2 separate regions of the Mus musculus genome follow, and region 1 is linked to region 2. A link is a loop called in an ENCODE intact Hi-C map of the cell type or tissue named here. Cell type or tissue: left cerebral cortex. All regions are shown on one strand. Each heading gives the region's core, and the rest is flanking DNA. Links, peaks and the distances in the headings are about the cores only.

Region 1 (11,324 bases), core at 1,110-9,109, 79 kb after region 2:
AAAGAAAGCCATGACTACAGGTAGCACTTAGAGTAGCAGTCTGCCTGCATGACAGTCTATTCTTGTTGTTTTAAAGATACATTTTCTTTTATAATGATTTTAATTTTATGTGCATTGGTGTTTTGCCTTCATGCATGTCTGGGTGAAGGTATAAGGTTCCCTGGAACTGGACTTACAGACAGCTGTGAGCTTCCATGTGGCTGCTGGGAATTGAACCTTGTCCCCTGGAAGAGCAGCCAGTGCTCTTAACCACTACGCCATCTCTCCAGTCCAGCATGACAGTCTTTGTAGGTTATTTTTGAGATATTGGAATGAATGCGGACAACAAATGTTTGCTGAGACTCTCATTTGCCCTGGGCATGGGTGCTGCAGGCTTCGTTCTGGCTCACTGGAGAGGGACAAAGTATGGACAAACATCTACAAAATGAAACCAGCAGTGCTGGATCAGAGGCAGGAATGCAGTTTTCAGCATGAGATGGAAAACCGAGGTCTCAGGGAAACTTTTCATAGAACAAGACAGGTTCTATGAGCCTGGTTGATTGGTGCTTCCCAGCCTAAGTATCGGAGGAAAGGTATCTCTTGAGGAAGGAAGACTGGAGTGTGTGGCTTCGTGTAGTGTGTAGGAGAGTGGGGTCTAGAGACCTGCAGAGGAAGCTGAAGAGCTGTGTGGTGTCCCCTTGCTTCTAAACCATTGAACCATTGAGCCCTGAGGTTGTGTGTGTGTGTGTGTGTGTGTGTGTGTGTGTGTGTCCGTCCTATGGAGGGAAGGCAACCAGGCTCCTCTCTGCAGCTGGAAGATGATCTGTTGTCAGTAGGGATCCTGAATAGGGTTGTAGAAGTGGAGTAGGCAAACAAAGCACCCTATTGGGAGTGTTAGACATAAGGAGACCAGCTAAGGAAGCAGAAGCCAGGATGAAGGGACACAGGATGGGGTAATTTGTATCCAGGAGACAGAGTTTGTGGGGTAAGGAAGGTAAGGAGGAGTTCTTTATGATTCACAACATACAGAATGGTTAGTGGAAAAATAAATTGCCTTTTCGGAGTAGCTGAGTGTAGGAGTGTGAGAATTGTGCAGAGAGAGTTAAGCATTGGGCTGAGGGTAACATGAAGCAGGAAACCCAAAGAGGTGGCTGGAGATGAAGGGGTGTGCAGGGGGAAGTTTAGTTATGGAAGAGAATGGGTTAACACAGAGAGGTTAGGTGGGAAGGGAAGGGGTGGGGTGTTGGGCATCAGAGGCAGGAGCAAGCAGTGCTGCCTCAGCAGTAAGAGAGCCTGGGTGGTGGGAAGGCTCAGGGCTCTGTCTGCCTTCTCCATAAACAGTGCAGAGATGGCGATGTGATGAGGCAGTGGCATGACACAGCAGGCCAAGATGGGAATGATGACCTCATGGGTTCTCCACTAGCAGTGAAGATGTAACCGATAACGCATGTCAGCCTATTTGTCCATACAAGCAGCCATCTGTGGACTGTGCCGCTAGGTGCTCGAGTGCTTGGCTTAAAAACACTTTCACCCTGGAATTCAGTATCAGCTTCAGAAACAAAAGCCAAGGAAATGGACCCACAGCATTATTATTATTATTATTATTATTATTATTATTATTATTATTCCCAACAGCCTGATACAGAGACACCTCAAATCAATCCAGAAAGTGTCTACTGTGTACTATTATATGCAGGGGAAAGTGCTGAAATGCATGACAATTTAAAATACTGGGAAGGTCTGCCACCATGCTGGCCACTTTCATTGACATTGGCAAGCTGAAATTGTCTTGCCTTTGCCACAGCTTGCTGGCCGCTCATCCTAGTCTACGCCTGAAAACCAGATTGCAACCCAGGGTGAATCACTTTGCATGATAGAAGGATCCTTAAAAACCATGTTTAGTGATAGATCATCTTAAAATGAGTAATGTTTTGACTATTGTGGGGGACTATTAAAGGGACATTAAACTATGTAGGGTAGGAAAACATTATTTTCTGATTTCTCTGCTTGGTAAAGAATTTTTACCTTGTGGGAAAAATAGGTCAAAATTTGATGTTAGAAATCTGAAACAATCTCACACATGGCTTCAACCAATAGTTTTGTGAACCCAGGAGTAGTGGGAAAAACTATGTGGGAAAAAGTACTAATGGGAAAAACCATGCTCTAGTGAGAATCAGGACTGGATACCTGAGGGTTGAAGGAACAGTGGGGGCTCAGCTTGCTGATGGTGTCAGAGTCAAACAAACAAACAAACAAACAAAAAAGGAAAAAAGAAAGAAATACAATTGAGAGTCCTAAGAGGAGCCACAGAGAAAGACAGGAGAAATGACTCCACAGAGCAGGGAAGGATGGCTGTGAACAGTAGACACCTGAAGTGCCAGAGGAGATTAAAACCGAGCTATGGAAGTGGCCGCAGAGAGGATGGCTGGCTAGCAGAAAGGAAACAGAAGCCACCTCTCCCTGGAGGCCTTGTCCACGTTTCCACTCATGTGTAGAGCGTGTTGGCCTGCGGAAGAGCAAACACCAGTGAATTCAGCCATTTCTTCTAGTGCCACGAGTGCCTGCTAACAAGGCCTGGCAGCCTACAAGGGCCTGTGACAGTTGCAAGTGCTTTGTGTACAATTTCATATAAATCTATAGCCATCCCTTGGGGAGTCATCATCCTTAATGTATAGACAAGGTGATAGAGTTTCAGAATGGCTCACCTGAGGGTAAAAGCCTTGAGTGGAAAAGGGAGATATAAGTGGAAATCTATGATATTCTTATTACTTCAGCCCCTGGCATACACACCTTAAGAGAACCCCCTCTCAGTGTGGCAAGGGCTGTAAGTTGGATTGGTATTCACTCTCCTGGCTACATTACATGTTACATCGGAGAAAAAGATTTCCTTTTTCCTTTAACGATCATAAGTATCCATTGATTTTCCAGTCAAAGGGAAACTGGCTTGGTGGGGCCTAACCAAATCATGTGTGTGTCCTTAAAAGGGGATGTAGGCCTCCCCTAAAACAGAGATGTAAAGTGGAAGATTTTTATGTGTCTCTTCTTTTGAACAATAACAAACAAACAAACAAACAAACAAAAACCATATTGTGATCATCTGTGAGAAAGGACATGTGGCAAGGACTTGAGAGTGGCCTTTGGAGCTAACAGTGGATCCTGGTCAATAGCTAGAAGGAAATGAGACCTTGGTCATCAGGCATGGGAGATGAATTCTGCCAACACCTGGCTAGGTGACCTTCGGAAGAGGCTTCTTAGCTCCACCGAGAACCACAATGCAGGTACAACTTGATGTCAGCCTTCGGGATCAGGCTAGGTACCCAGCTCCACCCTACCTGTACTTTTGGTCTACAGACAGTGTGAATTAGAAAGTGGATGCTGATTTAAGCTCTCACATTTGCATTAATTTATATGTGACAACAGAAAATGAACAAGCACAGCGTAGATCTCCCCTGGGATTCTGGCTGCAAGATAACCTACCTCACCCCAGAAGCCATCTCACCATCACTAAATCCTGGAACGGCAGAGTCCAATGGGAACTCTCCAGTCCAGTGGCTGCATACAACCTTTCCTTTGTGGGAGTTCTTTGTGGGGGCAGATTGGGGAACTGCTCTGCTTGCAGTAGGAAGCAGAGAGATACAAGGTGGGCGAGTCTGACTCTCCACCTCTTGGCCAGAAAGCACAGTAGCTCCCCTTTACAACTGTCTGCATCATCTTCCCCAGGATTAGCACCCAAGTGTGCTCTATGGTGTCCTCCTCCTAGTTGACCAACATTTACTCCCATTTTCGAGCTGCAGCTAGATACTCCTCATCCCTTCTCCTCAAGGCACCCCAGAGGAATACAATTTTCAGACTACTGATCGGATCCAACTCATCTGGTCTCTGCTTGTCTCTCTAGAGCCTGCTGGGCTCTGTTTGAATAGCTCCCTGCACACTTTTCTCCCATCCACAGTCCATTTCTTTGGATGGTCTTTTCTTTCATGAAAATCTGCTCACCCATCATGCCTGCTGTTGAGCTAGGTCCAGCCATAGGTGATTCATAGAGCAAGCAGAGCATCCTTTGCAGGACAATTTCTCATGTCAATATCTATGGCCTCTTGTTCCACAGAAGCCATCTATCCTCCAAACTAAGTATCTCCAGGCCCTCACGGGACTTTCTAGTCCTTTCTTCCCTACCACACTTCAGTTTTCCCGTGTGTCTCTTAGAGCGAGGTCAGGAACTGAGGGTGAACCTCTGGTGTGGTCTGTTTCACATGAAGTACAAACCCAGCATGAGCCACTGTCTAAATATTGCATCCCATTAATGTTGGCTGAGACCACATCCACTTTTTGGCAACCACAGTGCGCTGCTGACTCACACCACTCGCAGAGACGAGCAGAACTCCTTTCTCACCTATATGTCTCTGTGCTCTCTCTGTGAGTGTTTTAATCTGAACGGAGGCTCAGTACCCATCCCTGTGTGTCTTGTCGGGAAGCTGGATCCTGCTGTGTATGAGACTGTTGATGTCACCCAAGAGGATCGCTCATCTTCCCAGCATCTCAGCTCTCCATTTTCTAAGTATGACGCAGTGAGCCTCATCGGGACTCAATCACCTCTCAGTCTCAGTGAGAGGACTTTGAGTTTGCACAGGGCGGAGGTCAGAGACTTCTTGCACTATAATGATGATTATAAAGGGTCAGTGTTTGATCCTTTGCTTATGGATCTTCTAATGGCAATTATCCAGCTTATAAAGGTACCATCAATCTGTCACAGTCTATTTCCTGGTGTCCAGGTGAAAGTTGATGAGTCTGTTTCCTGCCCAGCCAGGAAGTACATTAGACGCTCTTTATAAGTGTATTGCAGTATCTTCCCCCTGGAGAACACCCTGATGTGCGTTATGGTTCCTCTTCTTAGGGAACCATAAATATGTGGAGGCCCCAGAGATGAGGTATACAACATGTAGCAGGCAGGAGGGAGATAAAGGGGAAGCGTCGCCCTCTTGCAGCACCCATGTACTTGTTCTCTGTCCAGCTTCCTACCAGCAGGACCCATGAGGAGCAGAGGAGGTAGAGGAATCAATCATTAGACAGCCTCCTGGGACAGCCTCCGCTCACAGGGGACCTAGAGCTAGCAGAGTTCGCAAATGCCTTCCAAAGTGGAGATTCTGCAATTCTACAAGGCATGAGAGATAGCAATGCATACACTAGTGTGCCTAAGGACACATGATAGTAGCTGAAGCTAACTGTTCTGATTACGTCATCTATTTATACCTGCTTCCTTATTCACATTCAGAACACAGAAGTGAAAACCACCACCGGGCTTTTAGGACACTTACATGGCAGTATGAGCTACTTCCCCTGGCTGTGATAAAGCACCATGACCAAGGCAACTTACAGAAGAGAAAGCTCATGTCAGCTTGCAGTCCCAGTGTGGTAGAGTCCATGATGGTCGAGAGAGCAAGGTTGGAGGCAGGCCTACATCACAGACCACCCATGTGGTATATGTCCCTCAGCAGGTCTGTACTCCCTAGCAATGCCACTAACTAGGGGCTAAATGTTCAAGTGCCCAGGATATGGGATGCATTTCTAGCCACTGCGATTATCTGATGATTAGGCTTCTATCAGATAACTTCAGAGGAGGCCCCGTAAGTGCTGCACAACTTAACCTCAAGGTGCAGTGTCCACTTGATGCTCACATCACTGAGTACCAGGTCTCAGGCTCTGATAAGTGTCTCCTTCCATTAGGACAGGTTGCCCTATTCTTCTGAACTTTGAGATCATTGGCTCCTGCTGGAGCACTCCTGCTAGAGCATTCCTGCTGGAGTACCCTCTGTGTTCTGCTCTGAGATGTGTGGGTTGGATCTATGACAATAAAAGAGAAACGTTTGAGGCAGGGAGGAACTTCTGGAGAAGTGAGCTTGGTTTGGATTTGGGTTGGATTCTTCTGCCATGTTTTAAAGGATCCTTCTTGGACAAGTGTGCCTCAGGGCTCCAGGTTTCTCACCTGGAAGATGGGACTCATTATTCACCTATTCATGGAATGGTAAGGTGGTGGATCATGGGACATGGAGACAACGGGATGTAATGTTGGGTGGATGCCACACAAGTATTGGTTTTCATTTGGATCATGTGTCAAGCCATTCCTAAGATGAGGCCTATCTACCTCTTGACTTTTTTCAGTCCAAAGAGCAATAAATTCTCTTTAGCATTAGGTAGTGTAGGTTATGAGTTTTTGTCACTTAGCGCAAAGATTGCCATTTTCCTAGTTTGCTTTCTATTGTTGTAATACAAATCAACTTGGGAAGGAAGGGTTTGTTTCATCTTAGGTTGTGCACGTAGTCCATCATCCAGGGAGGTCGGGGCAGGATCAAGTAGCATCTGGAGGCACAGACTCTGCTGCACAGGCCACTGGGGAGTGCTGCCAGCAGTCTGGTCTTCATTACTTGTTCAGCAATGTGTGCAGCTCCCCGTTCCCTGGTCTCTAAGCCAGGCAGGGTGACATCTGAGTTTCCCTCTTAATTAGGTTTGAGGTGTGTAAAAGCTTTATTGAACACATTACATGTCTTGTATGGTTGACATGGTGGTGGTGTGGGGAAGCAGAAAATTTTAACTTTTGGCTTGCTGCACCTGCATTTTGTGATCTTAAAATTTATCTTTTGTTGCCAGGCATGTGACACATTCCTTTAATCCCAGCACTAGGGAGGCAGAGACAGGCAGATCTCTGTGATTTTAAAGTCAGCCTGGTCTACAGAGCAAGTTCCAGGACAGCCAGGACTATGTAGAGAAACTCTGTCTCGAAAACAAACACATTGTATCATTAGTGGCTTCCGGCTCTTTTCTTGAAGGTTTTATCTTTGTCCTCTTTGTTTCCCCACATTTGCTTCAGTCTTAAGAACCCAGATGGTTGTCTCTGCACCTTGACACCCGTCACAGCGAGCCTGGCCTTCTGAGCTTTGATCAGTAGGGAAGTCAGATTTACTTATCTGACTTGACTGTACACAAAAAGGAACCCTGAGCAGGTGACTCAAGATAAACTGTAGAAAAATGGAGACAAGGAAATGGGTGGAAAGACCCAGGGAACTGGGAGGAGAAGGCCACAATGGTGAGATTCTTCCTGCTTTTCTTAGCCAGGTCTGGGGTACAGCAGCCATTTGGTGGATTTGCCAAGGAAGGGAGGGAGGAAGGGAGAGAGGAAGGGAGGGACGGGGCAGAGGATGCAAGAAGTGAGTAGGTGAGAGTGAGCATATGCTTGTGTGTGGACATGCTTCCTCCTGCAACTTCACTATCATGGAACTCCTCTCTGGGTACTGTCAAGTCAGATATGTAAATATGACTTTGCTACTGATCAGGGCTCAGAAGGCCAGGCTCCCTGTGACTGGTGTGAAGGTGCAGAGAGAACCAATTTGGTTTCTAAAACAAAAGAAAATATGGGGATAGTGGGGAAAAAAATATCACATAAGCAAACAGGCAAGCCACGTACTAGTACAGAATGCAGGTCCAAGTCCCCTGCAAAGACACCTGAAAGGCTGAAAAGACCCTTGGCAAAGGCAGTGCATTGTGGGTATCCTGACTCAGAGCCTTTGTTTTTGAAAACCCTGGTGTGTGCATGTTCTCTCTCTCTCTCTCTCTCTCTCTCTCTCTCTCTCTCTCTCTCTCTCTCTCTCTCTCTCTCTCTCTCTTGCTCTCGCTCTCTTTCTGTTCCACAATAAACACTCACTTCATGCCTTGCTATTTGGCTTTTAGGTTGGACTTAATTAAAAAAGCTGTGGCATCTTTGAGTCCAATTTCCTCTTTTCACATAGCATCTGTCCCTGACAGCTTGTGTGAGGCTCGGCCACTTGTTGAGGCCTAGGCTAGAGGAGGAAATGACAGGGGAGAGGCAAGGTGGACATAAGCCTCTTGTTGGAAGTGGTACTCTCCAATGCTGCATGGGCCAGTCACGTGCTTAGAGGCTTCTCTGTTTAAGCAAGGCAACAGATGTCTCAGAGAGGGGCGCTGGCAGAGTCACAGAGGCCAGCGGGGCTGCGGGCTGGCGGGAGTGTGCCAGCAGGGGGGAGCTCACTCAAGCTTTCACCCTCTGCTCAGCGTGGAGAATGGGCCAAAATTAAATAAGGGCAAATTCTAGAATTGAACAGAGGGTGAAGGCAGAGAGAGAGAAAATGCTTGCTTGGAACTCTGGAGTCTGACATACAGGCCCCACACTTTCTTTATGCAAAGATAGCACAAAAGATGAAAGTCAGTCCGTGCTGGGCCGCATCTATAGATTCAGCTGTGTTTTGCTTTGCCGAGCTCTGTCTGCTCCTACCTGGTGTCTAGGTTCTCAGGGTTAGCAAGAACGGAAACTAAGTGGGGGTGGGGTTTCCCTGCCTCGGTTGTTATTCACAGTCAAGGCTATCAGCCAATTCAACCAACTTGTACCTCAGTGTAGTAGTCATTGAGTTTGTGATAAGGTGTGATAAGTTTGTGATAAGGTGGAGCGCACACTTAATTTACCTCTTATTAGTCTTTTCATTTGTGTCACACTTTTCAAGTCCTTTGTTTGAAGTTCAAGGTATTGGAAGTTGGTTCCTTGAGGATTTCATACATGAAAGGAATCTTTGTAGCATCCTTTGGCCTTCTGTTGGGCCTGGACTCTGGAATTACCTGGTAATTCCTTGAGTTAGTTTATTCACAAAGCATACATTTGACCAAATATATGCCAGGGTTGGAGTCTTTTTCTAGGGTTCTCAACTAACCCTCTCCCTCTCCCCTAGTCCCCATAGATGTTCTGGCTACATCTGGGTCAGACACCCCTACTGATTCTGTTCATAGGAGAGCAGCCTCAGGGTGCAGCCCAGCAGAGGACTCGGTTTTCTGGGGTTCCAGTCTCTGCTGCACCTCCACGCCTTTCCACTTGCTGTCTGAGATGACAGAGAGCCTGGCTGCTGAGAAGATTGTCATAGATCCATGGAAGAAGGCCATCGGTGGGCACATTCTGGCCGAGACTCAAGTACAACCACATGTCTAGAAAGCCAGCAAGGTCAAATGCAATAGGAGTGCATTTGGCCAGACAGCCTTATTGGAGACTTGTTTGCCCCCATAAACCATGCTTAGCGAGTTCTGCTGACAGATTTCCACATTAAGAGAGTGTTAAGATGGCATTTCTGGACAAATTAAAATAAATAATGATGAGGAGAAAGGACCAGAAAAAAATATTTTTTATAGACAAACATATAAGAATATGCTTCCTTTTAATTAAAAGGTGGTTAGGTTGTTCATATTAATTTGATTTGAAAGTCCTATTATAAGTATGTTTCTACATCTCTCTTTGATAAATTTTTAATTTAAAATTTTAATTTATCTTTTAAATTAAATTATAATTACATCATTTTCCCCTTTCTTTTCCTCCTTCCAACCAACCCCTCCCATGTGCCCCACCACCTCCTCCCTCCCAAATTCTTGGCCTAATTTTCTTTGTTATTGTTCCATACATATGCAGAGTTTATAACTGAACATCGCTTCATTAATTTAATGTTGCTTGTATGTTTATAATTTCAGGGCTAACCACTTGGCATCGGATAATCAATTAAAGATTCATCCCTGGGAAAGTCTGTTTCTCCTGCTCTTAGCAGTCCTTAGTTGTCTGTAGTCCTCTGTCTAGGAGTGGGTCCATGAAGCTTCCTGTTTCCCTGTTAGCATGTCTGTGAACACACATGTCTGGGTCTTATTTAGGCAGCCATATTGCTAAGGTTGCATGGGTGAAGCGTCCCTGGCAGTTCTAGAAGACACCACCTCACAACGGATGCCCTAGTCCTTTGGATTGTAAAATCCTTCCACACCCTCTCCCTGGATGTTCTCTGAGCCTTGGGTACAGCGACTGTGCTGTAGCTAAGTTCATTAGCATCGGGTACCCCATGACCAGTTTGTTCTCTGCATTTTGACCACTTGTGGTTTTCTGTGATGGGCTCTATCTGCAGCAAAGGGACGTTTCTTTGATGAGCAGCCAGAACTACATTTATCTGTGGGTATAACCAATGATGAGTATTTAAAATGCAATTCAAACAAATGGACAAACACACAGACAAACAGTACCAGGAATGAGGAAGCACCCCCTTTGAGTTGTTGGTTAGGGGAGTTCTAAACACTTCCCCCAAATTTTGGCTATTGTTGTTGCCCTTGGTTGCCTCCCGGTGCTGAAGACAACCATGAACTTCAGATCCTGAGCTGAATTTGATGCAAAAGCTTACATCCCGAGGATAGACTTTCATAGTACTCACTATGAGAAGGGAAGGAATCAGCCAACAGTCCTACCCAAGTGTGATGCCTATGAACCACAATGATATACCTAAGAGTGAAATAATAGTCATATATTGGCAGTAACCAACAGCTGTCTAAGTAGACTTATGTACAGCCCAACAGGAAGGACATAATGCCGAGTCCTGGAAACCCAGCCAAGTACCTTGGGGCCAGTGTGTCACGGACCTTAGAGGAGAACCTATTACAGACATTTTTGTATCTTTTGATAATTTCATAAATGAGTGCTCTTTATATCATCTCTGCCCCTTTCTCCCTTCCAATTCCTCTTGTGCCCCCTAGCTCCTCAAATTCATGACTTCTCTTTCTTTAATTACATAGATGTAGATGTAGATGTAGATGTAGATGTAGATGTAGATGTAGATGTAGATGTAGATGTAGATATAGATCCTGTTGAGTTCCTTCATTGTTGCTTGTATGTTTAGGGCAGACCATTTGAGTTTGGATAACATATCAGGGACTTATTCCTGAAGAAAATGGATTCCTCCTTTTGATTCTACACTGAGCTTAGCTTGAGCTTATATATGAGACCTCAAAGCCACTGGTGACAAAATTCCCTCAACAAGTCCACACCTACTCCAACAATAGTGCCTCCTAATAGTGCCTATGGCACTAGCATTCAAACAGATGAGTCTGTGGCGCCAAAGGAATTCAAACCACCACAAATGTCCCTAGTTCCCTAAGTACAGCAGAGAAAACATGGAGGCAACAAAAGCTGTCAGGTTTTCAAACAACCTAAGATAGGGCAGGAGGAGAAGTGGATTTCTGCCTTCTGCTCCTTGGGAAGGTTTGCAGGTATCATGGACAGCTATGAATTTGAATTGAAGGGCTGAACTTCTGATGTATTTAAAGAGTTCTTAAGAATCTACAAGGAATGGCTGGAGAGATGGCTCAGTGGATAAAGCATGAGGACCTGAGTTCCAGTCCCCAGGACCCCAAGAAAAAGCTGGATGGAGTTGCATATGTCAGGAACCCAGCTTCTATGGCAAAATGAGAGGCAGAGACAGCAGAATTCCCAGAAGTTCTCAGGTCAGCTAGCGTGGCCTGGCATAGGTAGCAGCTAAGAGAACCTGTCT
Region 2 (11,324 bases), core at 1,772-9,771:
GTGCTTGTCAGTCATAGGCTCATTTACATAAAGATGAGGCAGATTACTGGCTCCCATTGACAAGAAGGAGACTGCAAATTGGAAAGGTTAAGTCCTTGTCCAAGGTTATCAGAGGGGATATAGCTCAATTAGGATCTGAACTCGGATTTATCTCCAAATCCCAGGCCTGGATTACAGGTTTTACTACCCCCACTACATGGGCGACATAGTTGAAATGGATGAAAATTACTTTTGCCACAAACCACAATCCTTCCACACTCTTCTGAGAGAGTAAGTGAAGGCCCAGCACACTTGCCTTAAGGCACAAACAAGGCCAGAGCTCCCCAGCAGGCTTCTGTGTATCAGAGAGAGCTCTTGTTTCCTTCAGTCACCACATACTCTGTAATCTAGGATTCAGAACCAAACCCATTTCAAAGACCAAGAAACTGAGCCTAAGGAACTTGCTCAAATGACAAACTAACACAGGTCTGTCAGGCTGCCAGGATACAGAGTCAACCTCTCTAGAATCACTTGCTTAGGCTTTGTTTTCAAATGGTCCGCGACTTGTAGAGAAGACTGAGATGGGCTCAGGTCTTGGATGCTGGCTCTCCTCCAGTGTGGATTCACTTCCTTAGAAAAATGATTGTTCCTCTGTTGAATCTATTGCTATCATGGGAAAAGAAGTGAAAATATTGATTCTGGTTTTCTGTGGGTGAGGGCCAAGAACGCTTGTAGGACAGTCATCACTTATTGATGAGATGCGTTCTTAGAACTGCGCCACTGTTGCTGAGGGAATGTCTCGGTGTGCTCCTGTGCTTGCTCCATCCAGGTGGGGAGGTCAGTCCCTACCAGTGTCTCTTCATTACATCAAGAGACCCAGTGATCCCAAGGCTGCTGGCTCAATACCAGAGCACACCATTTAACATGAAGCTTTGTGTTTTAATGGGAGAATACTCCTCGAAACCATGTTAAAATTTATAATACAGCAAATCCAGAAAGCAGTAACATGTTCACTCTGGTCAATATCAGGAGTACTCCACATAGCTGCAGGAATTGTATTTCTGTCTCACTGGTGGAATTTTTCCCAGTAACATGATTAGGAAAGGTAGCTGGTTGTGTCACTCTCTTATGACAGTTACAATGGCCATCATGATGGTATGTGGGCTGGTCCCATTATAGTCCCTATGAGATCTCTACATGTATGTAGCCTGTTACCAATAGAAATATCAATGTGTGGCGCATGTCTGTATTGGCATACTATTTATTTACTTGATCCCCTAGGCTGATAAGCCCAAACTGTGGCTGAGAAAATGTCCATTATCTAGAAAATAGCTTTTGACACTTGATTTTAGAGGTTGTGTCAAACAATCAAAAAAGCCAACTTTCCACCTGAAAAGGCATTTGTCACTGACATGGATAACACCTGTGATTTCTAACAGAGGATTTCACTCTGCAGTTTAAACAGGTCCCAGTTGATGTATGAGGGTTCCAGAGGGTACTGTGGGGTCCCAAGGCAAGGATATGGTTTTCCTTATATCTTTATTCCATGGGTCTGGTATACACTGCTGCACACAGTGACTGCTTGGTAAACTTTTCTGAATGGATTGCATAATGCATGAATAGATTAGCAGTTAGCAGAGAAGAGATGCCATCCTAAGACACAAAAACCAAACTCAGTCTGTCTGCATTCGCAGCCTTGGAGCTTTCTTTATTTACCTTTACCTCATATTTTTCTGAGGACAATGAGGGCAGAAAGAGTTTAATAATCTTAAATGCTAGGAAACAAAGCTGCAATGTGCCATGTGCCAATGAAGTCTGTCCCTCGTTTGAGTGTAGCTAATGAATGCATGTGTGTCCTCGTGTGCATGCGTGTGTGTGTGTGTGTGTGTGTGTGTGTGTGTGTGTGTGTGTGTGTGTGCTGGAGGCATTGCCTCCATGGCTCAGCACTACGTTCCAGGGAACATCTGTGCCTGCAGTGTTGGGATCTCCACTAGGGGTCTCCAGCAGCTGGCGATTTGCAGTGGCAATCGGGTTTGCAGCCGGCCTCTCTTTGTCTGCACCCCAGGTGTGGACTCCCCTTTGTTTCCTGGTTGGGCAGCTACCTTGCCTGGAAGCCAGCTGGGTTCTCACTGTGCCTTCTAAGGCCACCGCAGGCTATCAGCATCTGCCTCTAGTTTATCTCGTGTTCTCGGAGATGAGCCAGTGCTTTCTAGCAGGGTTAGGCATCTTGTATAGGAAACAGGGCTTGAACTACAAAGAGAACCAGTTCTCCCAGCAATGATTTTGATGAGGAAAAATCGACAGCAAAGGGGCCACTTTTCAGGCCAGAGTAATTTGCCATAAAATATTTAAAGCTGCTTGACAAACAGCCCCACAATTCTCCCATGGATGCAGACCACTGGATTAATCTTGCAAGTAAGGAATATTTCATTCTGTGTTTAGCACAAGGAAAGGAAATGACCTTCTCGGAGAAACACAAGAAAGGAATGCTGAGGGCAGTCCTGCATGCCCAATACATTCACTCTGTGGCGTGTTCTGCCTGCCTTCAAGCTTCAAAGGAACGCTAAAATAAAATAACAGATTATAGTAATGTAAGAATATCCTGAAAGCAATAAATGACAGGAGTTACAACAGTCCCGGTTGATGGAGAGACAGGGCCCAGGCTGTAAACATGTGACTCTTTTGCTTTTGCCATTTCAGCTGGTCTTCTTCAAAGCCAGATCGTTCTCACAAACCTGTCCACTGCCCTTTGTGCCCCAGAGGTGTTGTTCATCAATCGTGATCATAGCCCCCCGGAGGAAAACCATTCAATTCTTTGCTCATGTATTCAGAAGATATCTCTTGATGGCCTACTGTGTGCATGACATGGTAAATTACACAAAGGCTTGACAAGTAACCTGTTCCCCACCCCCTCTGAGAAACTTTTAATGATGTGGGAGAGAAAAATGTCATCACACCCAGCCATACCGTTAAGACACCACAGAACTGAAATCTGTTGGTAGGGAGTACAGCCGTGTGGGAGGATTCCATGGAAGAGCTGGCTGGGAAAGGAGAAGGTTCTCTGGGCAAAGTGCCTTCTGGTGAACTTTGACCACAGTTCCACTGGCCAACAGGAAGGACCTGGACAGAGACTACTGTTGATGGCTCCTAGGTACACAGGACACAAAGAGAAAAGGTCACAGCTGAGAAGGAGACAGCAGGAAGCACAGTTAGAAAGGGGAAGCAGGTTTGGAAGGTAGGGCCCGATCAGCTGCCTGGGTTTGACATCCCCAGTTACCTAGGCTGCAGGGCAGCTTGCTTCATGAATTTCTGATTTGGTGATGAAATCGATGCTAAAATTATAGTTAGGGGCTGGCAAGATGGCTTAGTAAGTTAGGACATTTGCCCTCAAGCCTGAGGACTTGGGTCTGAGTTCAATTCCTGGAGTCACATAATAGATGGATGAAATCTGACTCCTGTAAGTTGTCCTCATGTGGATACACACACACACACACACACATCTATATATACATATAAACACATGTGTACACATATAAACACATGTGTGTACATATGAACTTACATATAAACATATAAACACATATGCATGCAAACACATGTAAACATGTGCATATACAAATACACACGCAAATACACATCAAATAAATATAAAAATACAAAAAGAAAGTAGGCGAATGCTAAGTCAAAGCAAAATGGCAATTTTAAATTCTATGTCAGAGCCCATTATTGACAAACTCTCCTTTTTCCAAAGATCCTTTATCATTTGGAGGCAGGTGGATGGAATATTTAAGAAAACTGTACCAGATTACCTTAGATTTTAACAAATCTCACATGATACAGACTTGTGTAATGCCATTCAGAGTGAATTGAATACACAACGGAGGTTTTATCATTTCACTTGGGGAGCTATATGAGAAGTCCCACCACCAGTGGTTCCTGGACCTACTGACACATTGTGCCAGGTCCTGCTTGTTACTTTAGGTCTGGAACATCTGGTAGGGAGACTCAAGGCCCTTGGCCTTTGAATTGGAGAAAGGGTTTCTTGGCCCCGAGCAGCTATATCTTCCCTGCTGATGAACTGTCAGCAGTCCCGGTGAGCCATCACCTTTCAGTTGTCAGTCCAGAGACTGGTGCTTCATGTTTGCCCTTCCAAGCAGCTTACCAGCGATCTCCATCACAAGCTGGGCCTCACGGAAGCGCTCTCCTCTACTTTTGTATTGCACTGATTTTACCTGGTGGTGGTGGTGCCTTCCCAGTGAGAAGCCGTCCATCCCTTCAACAATTTGGAGTAATGAAGACAGTCATTGGGCCATACTTTGCTTTTAAACATATTTAATTTATTATTTTACCTATATGTTTTGCCTTTTTGTTTGTCTTAGTTAGGGTTTCATCGCTGTAAAGACACCATGACCAAGACAACTCTTATAAAGGAAAACATTTAGTTGGGGCTGGCTTACAGTTTCAGAGGTTTAATCCATTATTGTCATGGCAGGGAACATGGTGGCATGCAGGCAGACAAAAGTGCTGGAGTAGCTGAGAGTTCTGCATCTTGATCTGCAGGCAGCAAGGAGGGGACTGGATTCTACACTCGATGGAGTTTGAGCATAGGACACCTTAAAGCCCACCTCCACAGTGGCACACTTCCTCTAACAAGGCCACATCTCCAATAAGACCACACCTCCTAATAGTGCTACTCCCTATGGCCAAGCATCCAAGCACATGAGTCTATATGGGTCATTCCTATTCTAACCTCCACATATGCGTGCCACCTGGGTTCCTGGTACCCACAGAGTTCAGAAGAGGGTGTTGGATCACCTGGAACTGGAGTTAATGATGGTTGTAAGCCACCATGTGGGTGCTGGCACCTCAACCCAGGTCCTCTTCAAGAACAACAGATGTTCTTAATGGCGACCCACCTCTCCAGCCCACACACTTTTGCTTTTGTTACTAAAGTTCTGTGAAGGCAAATATAATCTGCACAAATAGAACCAGACATTCTGTGCAATTTACCATAAATAATGAAGCCCATCACTTACTGCTCAATTTGGGACCTTACATAAAAAAGAAAAGATAGAAAGTTTGGGCCACAAATGAAACATTTTCCCAGTAAATAAGTCACAATTGGCTGTCTCTAGGAGAGAAGAAAAATATTGTTCAAACAATTAGTTCTATCTTTTGGCTAAACAATTTACAGGTCTTTAGGCGTGGCACAGTATGGCTTCACAACCAGTATCTTTCTCATGCTTAAAAAGACTCCATATTATCAGTAGTAGAAATGGAGAAACAGAACTATAAGGTATTTGCTGACATCCTAGTTTGAAGTGAGATGCTGGTCTTCTTCAATGCCCAGGTCGTAATGATCCTGTTCAGTGACATAGCCATGTCTGCCATCTAAAGCTCCAGAGGGCTTTGTAAATTACTAGTCAGACAACCAATGCCATGTCATGTCTTGAACTCTGGGTGTCCAAGAAGTTTCACTCTCATAGAGTGGTCAAGATCATGCTGGGTGAGTATATGTCCCCATAAGGCTCCAGATGAGGTCACCTCAAGGTTGCAGTGCCCTCCAAAAGTGTCTGGGGTAGGGAGACTTGGCAGTACCTGAGTCTAGTTGACCCAGGCAGATCTGTCTTAAGAGCCCCTGTAAATGGAGTCCAGGAAGAAAATGCTCAGTGTAACTGAAGTGGCCCACAGGCTTTCAGCAAGAAGTTCACCCCATCCCACCCCTTTAAACTAATCAACAAACAAAAGTGGGTGGGGCACTTGTTGGGCAGTCACACTGGGATGGCATCCCCGGTGGTGGTGGGGATATAACATATACTTTAAATCAAGTAGAAAATGTGACATGAGTGCATATCATGATCCTTTAACATTTATTATTCACTGTACATGAGGTCCTCTTCCGATGTGGAGGCCCCCAGGACCTCGCTGCTGTTCCAGAGTCACTCCTGATCATTTTCAAATGGACTATGTCCTTTTTAGCCATGTTTTTCAAATCGTGCCGCTCCCAATGAGAACACTTTCCGTTTTGCTCTATAATGAGAGTACTTTCATTCCTTTAATGTTTGCTTTTTTTCCCTTTGATCTAACAATTTCTGTTCAAATTTCACAGTTTTTCTGTAGCTTTAGGAATGAAAGAACCGATTACCCTGCTGGGAGCGTGAAACGGATTTTAAAAAATATATATCTGCATGACATTTCCTTCCAGTAAAATTAATTTAGGTTTAAATACAGGAGGATGGCACACACCGGCTCCAGTCCCTTTCTCCGGTACACCTAGGCAATTCCTTATCCTTAAAGGATTCAGTCGCACCTGCTGCAGAGTCAGTCTTTTGTGAAGATCCTACCAAGGGGCAGAGAACCACTTTCTTTGTGTAAGACCGATGCCACCTTTGGGATGTCTCTATTTCTTTTAGCACCGGTCTCAGAAGCATAGTGGACTTTGGGGGCACTGTCCCTGCCAGTGTCTGGGGTACTTAAGTGTAGCTAGATCAGCTCTCTCTGCTTTAGGAGACGCTTCTTGTGGCAGGGCAGGGACCTTCGGTTCCTGACCAACAAAGGACAAATTAAAGGGTGATGGGAAGGGCGCTTCCCAGCCTTGGTGGCATCCTGGCCTGCTCCAAACCCGCACGTAATCCTTAGAGACCTTGTCTTCTCCTTCTGGAAGTACCCCCACCCCTGCACCCCCTCCCCCGAGCTGTGTGGCTGATCCAAACCTAGAGCTTGCTGCCAGTCCCACCACCTTCCTCCTACGACCCCTCCATCCCCTTCTAATTCGGGAAGCAGCACTGTACACTGCTGCCCGGCCCGCCTCGCGTCCCTGGCGGCGTGCCCAACACCTCGGGGCAGGCTCCGAGTCCTGATGGTCTCCACCCCTTGGTCTGCAGCCTCCCCCTGCAGCCAGGGTTGCAGGAGCTGTCAAGCCGGCCGAGCGGATTCAGCCCGGAGCGCCGGCGTTCCTCTCCTTCCTTTGTGTGCGCGCGCGAGCCGAGTTGGGGAGGAGGGAGAAGGGGGAGGTCGCTGTCTATCTGTCTCCCCCGCCTTTGCCCGGGCCGCTCGAAGTGCGGCGGCGGGAGAGGCTGGATCCCTAGAGTCAGTGCCGGGAGCCGAAGGGCGCCCAGGTTCCAGTCGCGCGCAGGGAGCGGGCCCGCGGCGGGGACAGCGGGGACGCCGAGAGAGGTGGTCCCATCCTCCTGGCCGGCCGCCTTGGCCTCGCTGTGCCCCTGCCACCTCGACGCCCGCAGCGGAGTGCGCCCAGGCGCCGAGAGGGACGGCGAGCACGAATAAATAGCGGCGGCGGCAGCGCGTCATCTGGCGGAGCAGGAAGTACAGGCAGAGTCCGGAGGCCGGTGCTTCCCGCGCGTCCCCAGGACTTTGCCATGGGCTGGGGGCCGCGCGGGCTGCGAGCAGCCGGCCGAGGGCAGCGGCGACGCCGCCCGCACCAGGACTGAGAGAGCGGTGACGCGCGGCGCCGAGATGGCAGCATCCAGCAACTCTAGTCTGTCCGGCTCCTCCGTGTCCTCTGGTGAGTTTCAGCGCGCGGGCGCCCGTGCTGGGATGGAGAGTCTACCTGTGGCCGTCCCTCCCGCTCTAGGAGAGCGTGGCGCGGGACACGAGCGTCACTGGGACACTTGTTAAGGTGGTCAACACCTTTGCGTCTGAGCGGTGACAGTGTAGTGGTGGGACTCGGTGGTGTCCTAGGCGTGCGGACCTGGAGTCTGGGGCTCCTGGCGAGCAGTAGCTGCCAGCAGCCTTGCACTTTCTGCACAGCTGGAACAGGGGCAGAAGGCGCAGGGAAGCTGAGGGCACAGCTGGGCTCGGGACCTGTCTGCCTTGGTGCCAGAAACCTTGGATACTCAGAGCCAAAGAAGGGTGCAAACCCCAGCTCCTTGCAGACTCGGATTTCTTTGTTTGTTTCAGAAATTAGCTCCTTGGAGACACTCGCTTGGGGTATGGGTTTGAGAGAGCAGCCAGGACGAAAATGTGTCTTGCTCATCTGACTGAAGTGGGATAGTGGAATGGAGGTTGAGCCCAGCCTCTGACTCCTGGCGTGTTTAGTGTGTGTGTGTGAGTGTGTGTGTGTGTGTGTGTGTGTGTGTGTGTGTGTAGGGACAGACAGAGACAGAGAGACTGTGAGACAGACACAGAGAACATGTGTGCGCGCGGGAGGGGGGCGGTGGGGGCTGTAATTTTACTTTCAAGGCTTCTTTTTTTTTCAGTGTTAAATGTGGCTGGGTGAAAGAAGGGCTTTCAAGCTTTTCTATGGTTGATCAGCAGGTCTAATTGAACAGAAAAAAATGATAATGAATGTGAATGCATAAGAATCAATGGAGGCAGCCCCTCTGGTTTCTGAACATGACAGGTTTCTAATCAGACTGATGCATTAGGTACAGTTCTACTACCCCTTTGGTCACTGAAAACTTTAATAAGAAACCCTGAAGGGATGGCTGGTAAGACATTTGGCATGGTATACAGAACTCAAGGGTCCAAGACAACAGTCTTCAAGTCCTGGTGGGAATGCTCAGTGTGTTACTACTGTATGGTGTCCACAATTGAGTTCCTTTTATTTATTCTCCAAAAATTAAATCCGGAGTGGAGAAGAGATGCAGCACTGGCAGGAAGGCAGGCATTAAAAGGAATCATAGCTATGGATGTGTAACTAATCAGATTGTAGACACAAGGTGACTGTGACCAGTGTAGGTGTTCTCTTGAAAGCTACATGCTATTTTTTTTTTTTTTTTTTTTTTTTGGCCAGGTTTAGTCCCAGGGAAAGTTTAGTCCCAGGGAAATGACATTTCCTTTAATGACTGCTGCCAACTAATAAAAACAGCATTGTTAGGTGTCCGGTAGTTTAAGCGGCTGGCAGTAGGGACTGGTGGGCAGAGCAGTCAGCTCTTATTAAGAACAGCAACAAGTTGACCGCCTGTGGTTTTAATTCTGAGAACTCAGCAAATGCTAAGGCTTATTTTTAGTACCCTCAAACCACTGCTGCTGCGTTTCAATTCATTTTGGTTGACTAACATTGAATTTAAGATGCAGAGATGTTGGCTTCCTATTAGCACATGTTTCTCCCTCTCCAAAGCCTGCCCGTTTGATGGACTGAGGGGGGGGAAAGGTAGCAAGGGGGCCAACTGAGGAAGGCGAGGAGACAGCATCATCTCAGGGTCCGCTGGAGGCGTGGATCACAGCTGCTGTGGCATCGGAAATTCTGCATCTTGACACAGCTTAAGAAGCCCGATGACAAATCCTAACTCAGCCCTGGGAGGACTCTGCTGCTCCAAGATGCCAGGATAAGCTGTAGAGGGTGGTAATTGTTTTGCAGATAGGGGAGGCATGCTTACAATGGCTTTCTCTCCCGTTTTATGGACCGCCCGTTTTTAATCCTGTTGGAAACTGTGGGAAATTGCATGGAATCTGAGATGCCAAGAGTGGACATAAATCTATTTACTATTTCATGTAAATCAACCTGACCTGTGGGCTTATATAGCTTACTTCCCCAATTCATCAGACACTTTGTCTTGCAAAATATGGAATCATAGTTCTTTTTAAAAAGCACACTTACCATTGTGTAGATAATGAATAATTCAGAGGACACAAGCAATTCACACCTGTGAGAGGTGTTGAGCAGCAAAGAATAGAGCCTGCTTCTCAGAGCAGCTGGGTTCTCTCAGGCAAAGGCCAGAGTCTGAGAAAGTAGGGCACTCTGTGAACCCATTAGTCACCATGCGGAAGGGCCAACTGTGGGCCAGGCTTGGGCTTCAAGGCTTAGCAAGGAAGATAATTCTAGCTTTCTTTGTAGCTTCAAGCTTCTGAGATCATTGTATTTGAATTCTGGCTCCACTGCTGACCAGTGAGGCATCTTGAGGTGGGTGGGTTACTTAAATTTTTCCTGGCTTCAATTTCCCCATTAAATCAGTATGCTGAGTTTTGGGCACACGGTCTAATTTGTAAGAGTGCTTGATGTAGAGGAGAGATGGCTCAGTGGTTAAGAGAGACTGCTGTTCTTCCCCGAGGACCTGAGTTCAGTCCCCAGTACCCTTGGTACATCGAAAGGAGTTACAACAACCTGGAACTCCAGCCCCATGGGATGGATGCGTGCCCATAGGCACACCTACACACACACACACACACACACACACACACACACACATCTTTAAAAAATGCTTGTTGCAAACAGGTAGATAGTCTTCTTTGAGGGAACTTCTTTGAAATGAAGTTGCTCAGTGGCTTCAACCTTAGGTGCTAAAATAAACTCAGCGCCCAGTGCACATAACATCTCTTTCTTCCTTCATATGCTATCTTAGGGTCTCTATTGCTGCAAGGAAACACTATGACCAAAAAACAAGTTGGAGAGGAAGAAATGATTTAGCTTACACTTGCAGATTGCTGCTTATCATCAAAGGAGTTAGAACAGAAACTCAAACAGGGCAGGAACCTGGAGGCAGGAGCAGATGTGATGCAAAGACCTCAGAGGGGTGCCACTTGCTGGCTAGCCCCCTATGGCTTGCTCAGCTGGCTTTCTTATAGAACCCAGGACTACCATCCCAGGGATGGCATGACCCACAATGGGCCAGGCCTTCCCCCGTTGATCACTAATTGAGAAAATGCCTTATAGCTGGATCTCATGGGGGCATTTCCTCAACCAAGGCTCCTTCCTCGCTGATGACCCTAGCTTGTGTCAATAATACCAGCCAATACATATGCTGAATTTAATCTTGAGTGTGAGCTCCATTAAAGAAGCATTTATTGAGCACATTCTGTGTTTCAGACATAGCTCTGAGTGCTTGCATTGAAAAGATAACTCAAGAGTCTCCCTGAGAAGTAGCAGGAAACATAGGCAGCATCTCATAGCCCGTGTCCTACAGTGATACAATACATTCTGTAGAGGGCTGTGCAGGGCAAGGATGTGATTGCTTCAGTCTGGAGTGGCCAGTGGAGTTGACACAAGTGTTGGGCATTGACGGATAGTTAGAAGCTTTGTAGAATGCAGGCAGAGAAAAGCATTTCAGGATGACTGAGAACTGAGACCCAGCCTGGAGATGGATAAGTCTGTAACTTTCTCTCCCTTGCTTTTCTTGGGGCATTGATCCTTTCTCCTGTTGAGTGGGACACTTCCCGGAGGCTGTGATGAAATAATCCTGGAATCAAGGATGAACTTGGTCATTGGGGCACTAGTAAAGGAACAGCTGGCTTCTGCAGGGTCCCATTATGCTCTAACCCAGTCTCCGAGGAACAGTTTGCTGGTGTTCACATGGAGGGAAACTGGTAATTCGCTCATCGTAAGCTCAAGGTTCTCTGACTTGAATAATCTTCCCCGCTATTGTTTAACTACATCACCCAAGTGTGTC

Evidence for each region. Peaks named below come from ENCODE experiments on the same cell type or tissue, not always from the same donor. Only the 100,000 strongest peaks of a DNase experiment are listed, where the experiment ranks them.
Region 1: a loop joins it to region 2, with 2.1 times the contacts of the local background. A loop is called at or near these places in 4 of 42 quality-filtered maps.

What each region holds. Positions count from the first base shown.
Region 1 is chr6:54,112,191-54,123,514 of GRCm38, forward strand. The region is part of intron 1 of Chn2 (chimerin 2); the gene reads left to right. Among named protein-coding and RNA genes, the nearest start is that of 9530036M11Rik, 35 kb to the right of the region's middle. In left cerebral cortex, for the core only: no CTCF peak of the experiment used is centred there; DNase peaks (open chromatin) are centred at 1,298, 4,390, 5,021, 5,224 and 1 more place; H3K27ac peaks cover 667 bases.
Region 2 is chr6:54,032,655-54,043,978 of GRCm38, forward strand. Chn2 (chimerin 2) reads left to right here and starts at 7,278. Exons shown (of 13, transcript NM_001163640.1): 1 at 7,278-7,501. The coding sequence starts at 7,453. In left cerebral cortex, for the core only: a CTCF peak has its summit at 1,981 (motif pointing right); DNase peaks (open chromatin) are centred at 1,988, 6,386, 6,919, 7,298 and 2 more places; H3K4me3 peaks cover 3,049 bases; H3K27ac peaks cover 1,626 bases.